Linked DNA regions of Homo sapiens: all the other regions are linked to region 1. A link is a contact called in ENCODE Hi-C data. All regions are on one chromosome and are shown on one strand. The core of a region is the stretch at or near the end of the contact, and the rest is flanking DNA. Distances in the headings are between cores, read along the strand shown. Region 1 holds the start of EPYC (epiphycan). Region 2 holds the start of DUSP6 (dual specificity phosphatase 6). Region 3 overlaps LOC107984543 (a long non-coding RNA gene). Region 4 overlaps LINC01619 (long intergenic non-protein coding RNA 1619).

Region 1 (2,610 bases), core at 72-2,571:
CTTATTGAGCAGGCAAAGTATTGTAAAATTCTGTATCAAGCATGTCTAATTTTAGAGGCTTTTACATTTGGACACACTTCTTGGGTTTACTTTAAGAACAGTACCTGTGGTGTTACTACCTATGCATACATATAAAAGGGAATTCATGATAAATATTACTTTTAAACTTGAATGCACTGGCAGACAAAATGACCTTCAGTTACTTGAAAGAAAGCCTTTATGAAGCAGGTTTAGGCAGAAGGATATGAAATTCCTCTGAGAATAAGAAGCAGTACAAGGAGCTCCTTCTTAGCTCTCCTATGCTTTCTTCAAATAAATTTCTTATTCACACAGGATAAACTAAGCCTCTATTTCAGTTGCCTTTGCAGAAGTCTTTGCAGGATTGCAGATTTGGAACTGTTCTAGGCAATTACCAACAAAGTCCTACTTAATAAAACAGTGGGTTTGCAAATCTTCCAGGAACCATTCTCCCATAATCAAGTTGGAAACATTAACAGAAGCCACTACCAACTTAAAAAAAATTTTTCCTTATATGTTTCTGGCAACTTCCATTATTCAAAGAAATTATACACTTGCTGGCCTTTTTTCTCACATCATACTATATTTGATTACATATAGCTACATCTCAGAATTTGCTTGCATTTTGCATCACTCCTAGAGCTATCAACTATAAGGCAGGCTGTGTGAATCTTAAAAATATATACAGCATCTATCTATGTTTAGTTAAAAAATTTATATTCCTTTCTTCAAGTAATTGTATTAGCATTTAATGTAGTTTCTTAATTAACACTTTAATTTTGTGTTCACTTTATACCATTTATTAATATTTTAAAATTTGTGTATTTAAAACTTTCAATATATAGCTCAAAAAAATTTTAAATGCATAATGTCATGTAATCATTACAATACTTTTAATCTCAGGAAATTTCACTATTTCCTCCCTTTTCACAAAATTTCAATTAATATCAATCAATAGTGCCTGTCTATACTGGCAAAGAATGTGGTCTGTGTCAGGAAACTTTACTTAAGGCATATATTGGAAACTACTCTAATTTTATTGGCATCTGTCATGACTACTGAGATTAACTATTTGCTGTATGTTATTAATTCCTAAGCTAATTCAAAATTTTGGATTTTCCAAGAATAATATAAATACAAAGTCAATAACAAAAATAAACCAAATCCATTGAATCAAAATTCACCAGATGACATTAAGGCAAGTTAAATTATTTTTTAAAGGTTGTTATAGTAGGGAAAGAACTCTGACCCAAGAAGAAAGCAAGTATAAAAACTTACCTTTGGCTCTGACCTGATGAAATGGCACAAAGTGACTGAGGATGCAGAGCTAGTGGTATTTGCCCCTGACCAATGGCTGTGAATTCTGGTCTGTGGGAGGTGGAATTTATAACACTCAACTTTCTGTTTGCAAAACCTAATATTGAGAAATACTTCTCAGTCTTTAAAAAACCTCAAATTATTTTATAGTCACCCAAACTAAGCAGTAGGATCCAAATCACATAGTATACAAAGTTCTTGAAATTATGTTAATGGAGTTATAATTGCCAAAGTATCACCTTAAAATTTTTAAATGGAAAAAGTTGGATTTAACATACCTCATCTGTAACAAACTCACCAATTAAGAAATGAAGTTCATGTATACAGTGATACTATAGATGGATATTTTAGTTCTAATAAGAAATAATTTTCCCAAAACTTGAAGTCTTGAATTGCTTTCTTCACTTTTCATTAATGTTAAGTGAAATTTGGTAAATGTTGCAGAAACCTTACCTGTTTAATATTGGGTAAGTAAAAAAAGATATCCCAATTATTTTGATTGCATGGAATGCTTTGATAGCAAAACAGGGAAAAATGAACCTTTTGCATAACTTTAAAAAAATTACATCCAGAAGTGATGCATAAATATGATCTGCGTGTTTTGGGGAGAAAAGGGGCTTTTTTTAAAAAAAGTTATTGTATCTATCATAGACAAATAAATCAAATTACACATTTTTTCCTTAGAATAGGAGCTTTATTTTAAGCTCTTGTTAACTTCCATGGTTTGTAAAATTGAACTTTAATACAAATATGAAGAGAAAAAATATGCTTTAAATTTCCATACCTCAATTTTACATTGTATAAGTCCTAGAGAAAGGTGAAAGTTGCATCTTGTATTCTGGTATGCTTTAGATAAATCTAGGAATTTGGTTCTCACTTATGCTTCAGGAATCTTTTCCTTCATGTCTGCAAGTGAATAGATGTATTGAATTTTGAAAGCGGTATTACTCCTGGGCCAAGTGATGGGAGAGAAGAAGGTTTGTCTTTAAGGTTCTCTCACTCCCCTTCCTGCCTCTGCTCCCATCTTCCCTGCCCTCAAAATGTCTTTGCCCATCTATTCAGGGCATTCTTATTTGTCATCCCCATCATCCAACCCTGTTTCCAAATGATTTGTTCTTAGTATGCATTGTTTTTCTCAAAAACAATTTTATTTGGAGCAGAAACAGTGATAATGGGTAATGTATGAAGTCTACCAAGACCTCTCAAAAAATAGAGAGGCCATCTTGGAGACAGGAACTTATTTCTGGCATCTGTGAAGTCTCACCCCACCATATA
Region 2 (2,610 bases), core at 35-2,534, 1.7 Mb before region 1:
GGAACCCTTATTCGCTTGAATCCGGAAATAGACAAAATGGCAACTTTTTGGAATATTTTGAGAGCTAAGATGTGCCAATTTGCATCCCCAACAATCTCTCCCGTCCTGCAAATCTTAATTCAAAATCGAACGATAGAAAACAGGGTGATGGTGGAGGATGTTCTGGCTAAGAAGGCGCAGAACCCGTTAGAAAGAAACCGCCGGTACCCGCAGCCGGAAGCGAGTGGATTCTGAGCCGGCCCGGTTCTCTGGTGCGGAACGCGCGGTTCGCGGCCCCTACCTCGCCGGCTGCCGGTCCCTAGGCGGGCAGCGCGGCTCCGAAGCTCCAGCTGAGCGGAGCAGAGGTATTTTCAATCCACGCGCCCCGCCCGCAGCCCTGCGCCCCTAGCCCTGCCCCGCGCGCGGAGTTCCCTGGGCGCGTACCTTCCAGGTAGAACGCCCGGCAGCCCTCGTCCTTGAGCTTCTTGAGCAGCAGCCCGAGCACCGACTCGCCGCCCGTATTCTCGTTCCAGTCGCTGCTGCTCTCGTCGTAGAGCACCACTGTGTCGGTGCCACAGCGCCGGGTGAAGCGGTCCCGGTCCTCGCCGCGCGTGAAGAGCGCGCGCACCGGCAGGTTACCCTTCTGCAGGCGCCGCAGCATGATGCCCGGGATGGCCACGTTGATGGCCGACTCGATGTGCGACGACTCGTATAGCTCCTGCGGCCGGCAGTCCATCAGCAGCAGCCGCTCGTTGCCCAGCTCCAGCTGCTCGTTGAGCCACGCCACCGTCTTGCTGATCGCCATTTCCGACGCGAAGGGCACGGGTCTGAGCGTATCTATCATGGGGGTCGAGCTGCGGGAGAGGGCGGGGTGCCTACCAGACGCCCCTCGGGGCAGGCATAGGCCGAGCGCACCGCGCGCGAAGCTGCCGCTCTCGGAGCGGGGTTTAATTCCGCCTCGCCTTACCCAAGCCGAGGCTAGCGGTTGGGGCAGACGAGACAGAAGTAAAGCCGGAGGTTCTCTCTGCACCCAGCTGCAGCCGCTGGCTCTTAGTGTCAATGAATCTCTCTCAATGAAGCTGCCCAGATAGTTTTTGTTCCTCCCCAGTGAATGAAATCCAATTAATTCGGACTCCGTGCTACTGAGAGGGGAGGAAAAAAAGTCTAGCGGCTTCTAATCCCTCCCTCCAAGGCTGCACCTCAAATCTACCCGGGCGTCTTTCTCCCCGGATTATTTAAGACTCGATTTGCTATCTCTTGGACTCAGCCTCGCACACCCCCTGCGCGAGGCAGCTCCTCAATGGATACAAACAGCGAGCGTCTCAATGGATACATTCTCCGGGCCAGCCAATGAGCGTGCTGCGGAAGGGGCTGTTGCCGTGGGGACGGGCCGGCTGGAACAGGTTGTGTTGATGAATTGTTAATGAGTTTGTCATTCACAAAAACGGAAAGGAATTTCCGCTCCGGATAAGCCCCAGTGCAAACAAGCTGCAACAGCGGGCTCGGCGGGAGGAAGGAGAAAGAAGGGGAGGCGGCAGCGGAGGAGGAGCAGGGCACATAAACCAGGGCACTTCAGTTGTCTCATGTTTCCTTCTGTTGAGAGTTCACACTTCGCGTCGGAACTTTTGCGCACCAATGGCGCAATTAGCATGCACAAAAGCCCTTGTTCGCGACGCTTGCGTTCGCGAGCTAGCTTTAGGAAAACTTGTGCTGACTTTTCGTTCTTTGTATTCCCTTCAAACTCATTTGGACCCAAGTTCGCCTTAACCCTCCCCTCCCCCAACCCCCCTTCTTTAGGCGGTGTGTGGCATTTGTTTGCCACTTTTAAAGGCCCAGCTCTGTTTGCTCTGATGTTCTTTTAGCCGAGGCTGTGTTGGGGCTGGTGAACTGACTGGGCTTTAGTGACCGATGAGGTGTTAAATGCTAATCCAACATATTTCGAAACAAACCAGGATTTTGTTGAAACATTTTAAAGCAAACAAACAAACGTCTGGTTGTGCAGAAAATCAGAAGAAAACCTTTTTTCTTAAAATAACATTTTATTTTCATTAAAACAATGTAGAGTGCAGAAACAAACTCTTAGGTCAGTCCAGTGCTTTTACTGTATTCCGCTCCGGCGGCGTGGGGAGTTACAAGCCATTGTTCGGGGGAATCTATATCTCTCCCCCCGCCCCACCACCACCATCGCCTGCTGGGAGGTCGCGCTGGTTAATGATTTCTGGGCAAGGAGCTCGGCTTCTGACGGGGGAGCCGGTCTGGCGGGGCTGCCTGAGCGAGGTGTGCTGGGACGCGCCGGGCCGGGCCAGCAGTCCCCGCCATGGGCGAGGCGTGAGGAAGTCCTCCCGCAAGACCTGCAGGCTGCGGGGGCTCGGCAGGGGGGCTCGACGATTGGTTACAGTTGGCAGGGAGGCATGTCAGAGGGGGCCTCCCCAGCCCTCTCCTGCCGCCGCCTCCTCCCTTTGTCCAGCGCCGGGCACTCCGGGGAGCACCAGCCGCGCCTGCGCGCTGCGCTCCCTGCCACCGCCCCGCCGTCCCCGTCTCCCCGCTTGGGCACGGGGCTGTGCGCGACGCAGTGGACGGGTGCGGGGCTCAGCGAGGGACTCCCGGGTCCATAGAGATCTGGGGAGGGTG
Region 3 (2,610 bases), core at 33-2,532, 1.2 Mb before region 1:
CTCTGCCTCCTGGGTTCAAGCGATTCTTGTACCCTAGCCTCCTGAGTAGCTGTGATTACAGGCACCTGCCACCACACCTGGCTCTTTTTTTTTTTTTTTTTGTATTTTTAGTAGAGATGGGGTTTCACCATGTTAGCAGGCTGGTTTCAATCTCCTGACCTCAAGTGATCCTCCTACCTCGGCCTCCCAAAGTGCTAGGATTACAGGCATGAGCCACCGCACCCAGCCATAACTGTTCTTAATACCATTGAACTGTACATTAAAAATAGTTAAGATAGTATATCTTATATTATGTATATTTAAGCACAATAAAAATTGAAAACAAAACAATAACAAAATAGATAAATGAATAAATAATTTAAAAAAACATGAGGAAACAAAAAAAGACCTTTGCCCTCTATGGAGCTCATAATCTAGCACGGGGCAATAGACACTACATATTATATTATTTATACATTAGAAGGTCATAAGTGCTAGAGGAAAGGTAGGGGGATTAGGCATCTCTAGGTTAGTTGCTGTTTTAAAAAGAATTGTCAGAGTAGGCCTCTTACTCTTTGATCAAAGACATGGAGATGATGGAATTAGCTACATAAATATCTGGGTTCCAAAGCAGTGAGAACATCCAGTGCAAAAATCCTTAGGTAGGAGCATGCCTGGCACGTTCTAGGGATGTCAAGGAGGCCAGTGTGGCTGGGACAGGGTGGGGGCAGAGAGAGATAGGTAGGAGTTGAGGTTACAGTGGTAAAGGGAAGTCAGATCATATGGGTTCTTGAGATCGTTGGAAGGACTTTGGTTTCTACTCTGAGAGAAATGGGAACCATTGCAAAGTTTTAAAAAGGAGAACGGATGATGTGACATATTTTAAAAGGATAATTATTTACAGAGAGAATAGACTCAAGTGAAGAAGCAGGGTACCTGCTTAGGAGGCTGTTGTATTAGTCTTTGGGTGAAAGATGGTGGTGGCTTGGACTAGAGCAGTAGCAGTATTCGTGGTGGGAAATGGTCAGATTTTTACATATTTTAAAGGTAGCGCCAACAGAATTTCCTAAAGGATTAGAGGTAGGGTGGAAAAAAGAAAAGTCAAGGATGACTCTAAAGTTTTTGACTTGAGCACCTGGACTGTTGGAATGACATCATGGGAGAGGCTTTGAGTGAGCAGTTTTTTTAGGGGGAAGATCAGGAGTTCAGTTTTGAACACATTGAGTAAACTCTGTTATTACAATTTGGTTTTTTAAGTTGCACAAGTGAGGGCCATGGAAAATATGAGTCAACGGTATAGTATCTTTCACATAGTATTGGCTCAGAGTAGGCGTGTCCTTTAGATGTGGAAGAAAAAAGAGGATGTAAGATTGTAAGAGCTCTGTTGCTGACTCATGTTTTTCATGACTGTCACTTGTGCAACTTAAGAAAATTAACTGTAATCATAACAGCTAACAATATTGAGCTGTTACTATGAACAAATAGATGACATGTTAACTTATGCTAATGTGTGTAATTGAAGGAAATGTTAAATTGCAGTTAGAGGGTAGTGAGATTCCCATCCAAGTTCATGGAATCTGTCTTCTGTCCTTGGACTCCAGATTGAGAACCCTGCAGTGATTTTTAGTTTACAAATACCCCTGGGCCTAGATTGTTATCCTCACAGCAGTCTTAAGGAATAGGTCAGTGAGGTTATCCCTTTCATACTCGGAAGTCGGGAGTGGCTTGCCCAAGATAAAAACATGAATTCAACTTCCAGGTTCTCTGACTTCAATGCCAACAATTTCTCAATATTCCCTGCCACCCAACTTTCACTGATCATTTAAAAACTTACAAAAATGTTAGAATAGTACAGTACAATGAACACAGCATACTTTTAACCTATTTCACTAACTGATTATTGTGCCACATTTGATTTATGTCCTTACAAACACACACATACACATACACACAAACACACACGGGAGTTTTTTAGTGACTTTTTAAAAAGTAAATTGCAGGAATTCTGTCACATCCAAGTATGTTTAACCTGCATCCCTTAAGAATAAGAGCATTCTAGAGAACCCATAAATAAAGTCACACACCTACAACCATCTGATCTTGGACAAAACTGTCCAAAATAAGCAATGAGGAAAGGACTTCCTATTCAATAAATGGTGCTGGGATAGCTAGCTAGCAATATGCAAAGGAATAAAACTGGATACCTACCTTTCACCATATACAAAAATTAATTCAAGGTTGATTAAAGCTTTAAATGTAAGACCTCAAACTATTAGAATCCTAGAAGAAAACATAGGAAACACTATTCTGGCCACTGACCTTGGGAAAAAATTTATGATTAAGCAATTGCAGCATAAACAAAAATGGACAAATGAGACCTAATTAAACTAAAGAGTTTCTGTACAGCAAAACAAAAACAAAATAAAAACTATAAACAGAGTAAACAGACAACTCACAGAATGAGAGAAAATATTTGCAAACTCTGCATCCAACAAAGGTCTAATATCTAGTATCTATAAGAAATTTAAATAACTCAGTAAGCCAAAAACAAATAACCACATTAAAAAGGGGTCAAAAGACAGAATGGACGCTTCCCAAAAGAAGACACACAATTGGTCAACAAACATGAAA
Region 4 (2,610 bases), core at 55-2,554, 1.0 Mb after region 1:
CCAGATGTTCTAACATACTTGCCAAAGCTGATTACAGCATTTTTGTTTAATTAAAACAAACTTACATGACATATTTCTTTTCATAAAGGTAGTTTTTGTTTAATTGTAGAAAAGTTAGAAGATACAAATAAGGGAAAACAAGGAGAAGAAGGGAGAGAGGGAGACATGAATGAAGAAAGAGAAGAAGAAAGGAGGGAGGGAGGAAGGGAAAGAGAAAAGAAGACTTGCAGAGAAAACTTATCATCCCCAGAGAAGCCATCATTAGCATCTAAATGTTCAGCTTTTCAAAGCCCCCACCCCTTTTTTTTAACTATATATGGTGGGGTTATTTTTACAAAAATGTGATCATAGTCTTTTTTTTATTTTTATTTATTTATTTTTTTTGAGGCACGGGGCTGGCTCTGTTTCTCAGACTGGAGTGCAGTGGCTTCCTGCAGCCTTGAACTTCTGGGCTCAAGCAATCCTCCCACTTCAGCCTCCAGAGTATGTGGGACTACAGGTGCATGCTGCCACCACACCTAGTTCTTTTTTTTTAGTAGAGACAGAGTCTGCCCAGGCTGTTATCAAACTCCTGGGCTCAAGTGATCCTCTCGCCTTGGCCAACCAAAGTGCTGGGATTACAGGTATGAACCATTGCACCTGGCTGAATCATACTTTTATAACTTGCTTGTTCCACTACTCCATATATCTAAATTATTAAATATTATTTCTACTAAATTCTTAATACTAGGAGTTCTTAACCTTTGAGTGATAGACAGGTTCCTGTTTAAATCTCTTTATATTACATGAAAATGTTGAGCATATGGAGATTTTTCTAGGGAGATGGTTCACAGCTTTTATTGAGCTCCCCAAGGGTGCCCACAATCAAAAATTTTTAAGGCCACTGTTTTACACCCTCATTTTAAATGGTAAAAATAGATATATCTGGAAGAGATATAAACAGACACATATCATGATTTTTTTAACCAAATTCTTGTTACACATTTAATTCCATCCCACTTTTGAACTATTATAAACAATATGCAGTGAACTTAGCTTTTAAAACTTTAACTACATAACTATTTCCCGTGATACTGGCAGAAATGACATTGCTGGGAATTTTTTCAGTGTGAAGTAACACAGATTGACAAATTGTCACAGCACTTAACAAGTGACTTTTTACACCATAGAACCCACCTTGTTCAGATACTACAGCTAGAACTGTATCATGAGAGAGCCACCCTCCTGCACATACTGCAGGAAGGAGCAACATTTCCTGCATTTGTTTGGTTTTGTTACCGACTTGCCGCCCTGCCTGCCACTTTGAGGCACAGTTGCAGCGCCTCTGTTTACATTTTTGGAGGACACGTGGACAAGCCCAGGCAAAGCCGAACAGCACACGGTACATCAATCACACAAGGAACATCTGCTGATTCCCTTGGGGGAAACAGAATGATTCCGAGAGTTGGGGCACTGCCAACGGGAAATTCACACAGATGAAAGCAACAGAATTCATGCTTGCAGTTTCAAGGGGGTGGAGGAAGGAGGAGAAAGAGAGTGGGTAAGCAGCAAGGTGAAATACAGGGTTCCCCCCCGAGTCTCACTTGTTACATATGAAAAGGTTTAAATCAGTGTTTTAAAATATCGGAACTGGAAGTTGTGAAAGCAAAACTATTCTTTGGTTTCAGATGTATTTTCATCTAGAGACCTTATTAAGGAATTTGCTAGAATAGTTTTAGTGACCCAAAAATAAATATTGATTGGTTCTGTATGTATTTATAAAAGTATACCTGGTCTGGGGGATCTGAGGCTACTGGATCATAAGAGAGTACAATGAAACCAGAGTGTGCTAACCTGCACATCTTGAAGGACTAACATCTTCCAGGTTTGCTGTTGTTTACGTGCTGCCTGTGAAAAGCAGAGTTTTGAGTGTTTTCAGCACCAAAGTCCCCTCAAAGCAAAAGAACAAAACCATCAAGATGTTATTGGTAATTCATAATCTGAAGCTGAGCATATAAGAATTTGTCTTTTTTAATTGTGGATACATTGAATTTGGGCTCCCAAATGGTGTTCTTATGATTTCAGTTTTTCTCTCAGAGAAAATACTGTACCAACAAGCCCTGTCAGAAGTCACCTCCAAATGCATGGAATACCAGGAATGACCCCTCCCTTCCTTCAGATCTGATATTTCCTTGGCAAGCACTTTTTCTCAGACTATCTTGCCATCGAATTTCTATACCGCCTCAAGATGACACTTTGTCTAGCAAAAAGTGATGCAAAGCTCTTTTGCAAAAGCCCCTCAAATTAATACACCTTACATATTTTCACTAATAAAACTTTCCTTGGAAGCCCCATATGTGTAATTATGCTTTCACAGATGTAAACAACTAAAACACAAGAAGATTAAATGATCTCTCTGAGATGACCTAGCAAATCATCCACCAAATGCATGATGTCTGACAACTTATGACATACAAATGCTTACACTGACAACTCGCCCTCATCCTTGTTTCTGTGCAGAAAAATAAGGGAAATCGTTTACTGGCCCAGAAGACCTCACGATGGCAAATTCAATCAGATCCTCATTAACCAGATCAAAATGAGGCCTGACAGAGTCTTCATTAGATCTAC

The links. Hi-C counts contacts between places; a loop is a spot of excess contacts on that map. Pooled maps may share reads with other maps.
Region 2: a map with no recorded cell type shows a loop between it and region 1 (9-fold over the local background). The contact joins the promoter of DUSP6 here to the promoter of EPYC in region 1. A Hi-C loop is called at or near these places in 6 of 37 single-sample maps with no recorded cell type and 4 of 50 pooled maps.
Region 3: a map with no recorded cell type shows a loop between it and region 1 (5-fold over the local background). The contact joins the enhancer-like site here to the promoter of EPYC in region 1. A Hi-C loop is called at or near these places in 2 of 37 single-sample maps with no recorded cell type and 2 of 50 pooled maps.
Region 4: a loop to region 1 is called in a pooled map, with 4 times the contacts of the local background. The contact joins the enhancer-like site here to the promoter of EPYC in region 1. A Hi-C loop is called at or near these places in 3 of 37 single-sample maps with no recorded cell type and 4 of 50 pooled maps.

The regions. Positions count from the first base shown.
Region 1 is chr12:91,003,651-91,006,260 of GRCh38, forward strand. EPYC (epiphycan) reads right to left here and starts at 1,322. Exons shown (of 7, transcript NM_004950.5): 1 at 1,297-1,322.
Region 2 is chr12:89,351,217-89,353,826 of GRCh38, forward strand. It overlaps DUSP6 (dual specificity phosphatase 6), which reads right to left and starts at 1,285. Exons shown (of 3, transcript NM_001946.4): 1 at 424-1,285. The coding sequence starts at 823. The region is part of intron 9 of POC1B-DUSP6 (POC1B-DUSP6 readthrough); the gene reads right to left. RefSeq lists an enhancer at 1-411 and a silencer at 2,231-2,540.
Region 3 is chr12:89,755,574-89,758,183 of GRCh38, forward strand. All of the region lies in intron 2 of LOC107984543 (a long non-coding RNA gene), which reads left to right. Among named protein-coding and RNA genes, the nearest start is that of ATP2B1-AS1, 48 kb to the left of the region's middle. Within about 2 kb of position 1,283, at least 7 of the 41 ENCODE cell types and tissues checked have a DNase peak (open chromatin) inside an H3K27ac peak, as active enhancers do.
Region 4 is chr12:92,033,712-92,036,321 of GRCh38, forward strand. All of the region lies in intron 1 of LINC01619 (long intergenic non-protein coding RNA 1619), which reads right to left. Among named protein-coding and RNA genes, the nearest start is that of LINC01619, 110 kb to the right of the region's middle. RefSeq lists enhancers at 1,262-1,556, 1,280-1,589. Within about 2 kb of position 1,305, at least 27 of the 41 ENCODE cell types and tissues checked have a DNase peak (open chromatin) inside an H3K27ac peak, as active enhancers do.